Regions from separate parts of the Homo sapiens genome. Here region 2 is linked to region 1. A link is an interaction called in ENCODE POLR2A ChIA-PET data of the cell type or tissue named here. Cell type or tissue: Panc1. All regions are shown on one strand.

The links. Peaks named below come from ENCODE experiments on the same cell type or tissue, not always from the same donor. Only the 100,000 strongest peaks of a DNase experiment are listed, where the experiment ranks them.
Region 2: POLR2A ChIA-PET joins it to region 1 with 6 read pairs; 2 of 35 experiments call an interaction of 5 or more read pairs at or near these places.

What each region holds. Positions count from the first base shown.
Region 1 is chr16:10,191,819-10,194,318 of GRCh38, forward strand. No RefSeq gene overlaps it. Among named protein-coding and RNA genes, the nearest start is that of GRIN2A, 11 kb to the left of the region's middle. In Panc1, no CTCF peak of the experiment used is centred here; no DNase peak of the experiment used is centred here.
Region 2 is chr16:10,071,636-10,074,135 of GRCh38, forward strand. The region is part of intron 2 of GRIN2A (glutamate ionotropic receptor NMDA type subunit 2A); the gene reads right to left. Among named protein-coding and RNA genes, the nearest start is that of GRIN2A, 110 kb to the right of the region's middle. In Panc1, no CTCF peak of the experiment used is centred here; no DNase peak of the experiment used is centred here; H3K27ac peaks cover 486 bases.

The DNA.
Region 1 (2,500 bases):
TGCAATGTGGGATTCTGAATTGAGTCTTGGAACAGAAAAAGGACATTAGTGGAAAACCCTGTAAATCCCAATAAAGCCTGAAGTTTTGTCAACAGCAGTGTACCAGTGTTAGTTTCTTAGTTTTGACAAATTTACCTGCATTGTGTAAGATGTTAACGTTAGGGAAAACCAGGCAAAGTGTTTATAGAAAGTCACTGTACTATCCCTGCAACTTTTCTATAAATCTAAAAACATTCCAAAATAAAAACTTTATTTGAAAAAACAAAAAGCAATATATGCTTAAGAAAGTGACCTATATGCTTATCTATGCGTAGAATATCTCTGGAAGGATACCCAAGGAATTAGCAATCATGGCTGCCGCCAGCGAGGGAACACAGGTGACTGGGAGAAAGTGGAGAGAGACAGGTAAAAGACGGTGGATTCCTTCTCACTGTGAGGCATGATTTGTTTTTGGCATGCACATATATTACCTTCCTGCTTAAAGAATGAGTAAAAAGCTGAGATGGTAGAGAGTAGTGAGTGGGTGTGCTCGTGTGTGTCTGGGTGTGCCCCCAGGTGTCAGGGCACAGTTCAACCAACAACTGCAATGGGAAGCAAAGAAGAATGAGCCCCCACAGCCATGGCAGGGCCTTGGGCTGAGCCCCCAGAGTTACACTCTGCCTGACTTGATCCACCTCTACAAGTTGAAAGAGATCCAGCTGTCTGCAAGGGGCTGACGGCCCCCCATGACAGCAAAACACACCCAACTTTCTGTGTACCAAATCGTTTCTTAGATGCCTGTCCTACTTGAGCTCATCTAATCCTCAGAGCAAACCCACAAGGTTGGAGTTGGTATCCCCTTGTTATGGTGGAGGACACAGAAGCCCAGAGTGGTAAAGTGCTCCCTAAGTATTTACCCAAGGTTGAACTGGTACTAAGTGGTAGAGTTGGGATTTGAGCTTAAGCTTCTGGAGTTCAACCCACTGAGCCTCATAATGTCACAGCTATCAGGCTGTGAGGAAGCTACTGCCTCCTTGCAAGATGGTCACATTGGTTTTTGGCAGGTGGATGGGGCTCCATTGAATGGGGAGGGGATAGGAAGCGTCTCTCTTCTCTGGCTCCCAGAACTGCATTCCCACCACCACCAATGGAGGCCAGCAGCCAGGGGTTTAACCACCGGGGTGGATCTCAGCACTGTCTCAGAAGACAAGATATTAGAAGGACAATAAAACCCAACACCAACCTTCTGGCACAGAAGGTGTTATAAACCTCATTTTCAAGATGAGGCAATAAGACAGATTTAATTTTTTAAAATGGCTTCTGTTATCACATAGCAAGGGACAGAGTGATATGGTAGAGGTAGGGGTTTTGGAACCAAATTACAATCAGTTCAAATCCTAGTTCCTCCCATTCCTTGGGCAACTCATTCAATCTTTTTGAACCTCAGTTTCCTTCTCTGTGAAATGGGGTTAGTGACACCTGCAAATTCTAAGTAATAATGGGCTTCGCACTGAGAGAGCTGTAAACAAACAGTAGCTATGATAATCATAATAAAAGAGCACTTTAAATTTACAAAGACTTTAGCAGTCATAATAATGTCATTTGAGTATGATACTATTCATTGAATACTCACTCTGCAACAGGTACTAGGCTAAGCATATTCTGGGTTTCGTAGTATTTAGTCCTGAGAATGACCCTCTGAGCTGTGTATAATTATTACAGCTAAGGAGAATGAACCCTGAAATAGTAAGTTACTTTCCCAAAGTCTCACAGGAATCCAGCTGCCTAGCCAGGACAAAAGCCTGTTTTCTGGCTTCCAGTCAGCTACACCTACATGCTATGTTAGCACTGTCTTATGGAGGTTGCATGTCAATCCTCACTTAGGGAATCTCAAAATTTAGTGGTCAACAGAAATTATATGGAAGAGATTGAAATGCAGATTCCTTGCCCCTGCCTCCATAAATTCTGATCCTGCAGCTCTGCAGTGGGGTCATGGGAATTTGCTATGTGGCAGATTGTATTTTCCAAAGCTGGCCACAATAATACTTCCCATCCCACATGCTCTTCCTGAATCTTGTCACTTCTCCATCAAGAGGATGAATTTATGAACCCTTGAAACTTGGTGGGCCTTTTTTACTCCCTCAACCAATATAGTACAGCAGAGATGTATATTAGAAAAGTGCGACATAATTGTACCTTGTTCTCTTGGAACCCAGCCACCATGCTGTGAGGAAGCCCAAGCATCCTATGGAGAGCCTTACATAGAGAAGAACCAAGGCCCGCAGCCCTCAGCCCCGGCAGTATTCCCAACCAACAAGTACACCAACCTGCCAGCCCTGTGAGTGAGTCATTTCAGAAGAGAATCCTCCAGTCCCCAGTTGAGCTGACCCAGCAAAGGCAGTCCTGGTGAACTCTGCCCAAGTTGAAGATTCACTGGGAGACTAGTTGCTGTTGTCTTAAGCCACTACAATTTGGAGCAATGTGTTACACAGCAATAAATAACCAATACCCTGCATTTTTA
Region 2 (2,500 bases), 120 kb before region 1:
CTCACCAGACAGGGCTCAGGTGGTAAATGAAAGGGATGTACTGAGCCTGTACTCTTGAGAGCATTTTGGGCACAGTACCTGGCTGCTGCTTCTATCACCAGTATGGTCCCAAGCACCAGCCCTGCCTGCCACTATCACTTCTTGAAAGGCAACCCAAGAGGAGAAGTGGACGGGAGCCGACACCAGGCAGGGGTTAAATTGTTTATATGCATCATCTTGTTTAATTTTTAAGACAACCCTATAGGTACAGTACTTTTGTTTATCTCCATTTCACAGAGAAGGAAATGGAGGCACAGAAAGGTGGGTAGGTTGCCCACCTAAGTGATAGAGCTAAAATTCAAACCAGGCAGCCTGATTCCAAAGCCCACACTCTTGGCCACTACATAAAAGATTCTTCACCAGAATGACCTTGGTACCATAGGTTCATGATCAGAAAGTGATGATACCTCTATCTGGGGACTTGGAAACATCCATAGCTCCTTCAATGAGCCCAGGACAATCTTTCACCATCGTGAGAGTGAGCAAAGATGTCTCAAGTGATGCCCTTTGTGGTTAAGCATCATGAGGCTGTTGCATTCCCTGCTGGTAGGGAAATTGGAGGTACGTGCACATTCCATCCCTTGCAATTCTGTACCTTCCATTTGCAGCATGAGAATAAACAACAAGTTGAAATGTGTTTATAAGAGTGAAGCATCAACTTCCAAATCCAGCTGACCTGTGTGGGTTAAAGGACTTAGCAAAGAGAAACAAGTACCTACAATTTTATGGCTCCGATGCCTCTCAGCTTTGGCTGCAATTTGGAAGTACCCAAGGAGCTTTAAAAACTACTGAAGCTGGGGTCCCATGCCCTGAGTTTCTGTTTTGATTTGTCTGCACTGTGCCCTAGGATGGAGGGAAGTTGTAAAGTTCTCCTAGGTGATTATAGTATGCAGTCAAGTTTGAGAACCACTGGACTTAGCCTCTCTTGGGATCTCAGAATAAGTTTGGGTGGGTAGGCTTCTAGAATAAGGCAGTGCCTCTAAAGACGTGGTCTGTGGACCCCCTGACATCAGAATCACCTGGGAATCTGCTTAAACATGTGCATCCTAGGCTCTATCCCTAAATTTAGATTCAGTATTTCTGGGGAATATCCCAGGAATCCACATATTTAACAAGTTATCTGGGTGATTGTCTGTGCTCACTGAAGTTTGGGACACTAGAGAATAGAGAGTAGTCAAAGCCTATGGCTGGTTTTCATTATGGTGGAGAAGCAGAAGGAAAAATGTGCTCAGAGGCAGAGGCAAGATGAGGAAACTCAGTGACAAGACCCCCTTTTTTTTTTTTTTTTTTTTTGAGACAGAGTCTCTTTTCGTTGCCCAGGCCCAGGCTGGAGTACAGTGGCCCAAGCTCGGCTTACTGCAACCTCCTCCTCCCTAGTTCAAGAGATTCCCCTCCCTCAGCCTCCCAAGTAGCTGGGATTACAGGCACCCACCGCCACGTCTGGCTAGTTTTTGTATTGTTAGTAGAGATGGGGTTTCACCATGTTGGCCAAGCTGGTCTCAAACTCCTGACCTCAAATGATTCACTTGCCTTGGCCTACCAAAATGCTGGGATTACAGGTGTGAGCCACCGTGCCCAGTCAAGATCCCGTAATTCTTGAGCATTCCTGAAACCTAGGGAAAGATGGAAAGTGCTTGCAGGCAAGGCCCATGGAAGACAGAAAAATCATTTATAGACTGCAGTCTCTAAAGACACAGGAGTGTTTTACCACATGCTGATATCACGCAGGGTTGGTCTGGGGAAGGGATTCTGAAGCCAGGGGAGGTAGTTTTGGCCACTGAAGTCCTGGCTCAATGGAATCACTTCTTCCCTCTCAGCCTGACAAAGCAAAGTGGGCTAGTCCCATCTTCCTTACCTCCAAAACCAGTACAGCATTAAGAAATTCCTAATCTACCGTGATGTGTGAGGGTCAAAAAAGTGGGCCTAGAGGTGAAAAATGGATCATAGACAAAATATTAGACATCCTTCACCCTTTGTCAAAATTAAAAACTTTTATTCATCAAAGGGCACTATTAAGAAGTGAAAATACGACCAGCCTGGCCAACATGGTGAAACCGCATCTCTACTAAAAATCCAGAAAAAAAAAAAAAATTAGCCGGGCAACAGTAGCACGTGCCTGTAATCCCAGCTACTCAGGAGGCTGAGGCAGGAGAATCACTTGAGCCTGGGAGGCGGAGGTTGCAGTGAGTGAGCTGAGATCGTGCCACTGCACTCCAATCTGTGTGACAGAGTGAGACCCCCGTCACAAAAAAAAAAAAAACGAAGTGAAAACACGACACACAGAAAATATTTGCAAATTATATATCTCATAAAAGTCTAGTATCCAGGGTACATAGAGAACACTCACAACTCAACAATAGAAAGGCGACTCCGTTTTTAAAAAAGGCAAAGGGTCTCAATAGACATTTCTTACAAGATGGCATACAAACAGCCACTAAGCACATAAAAATATGCTCAATAC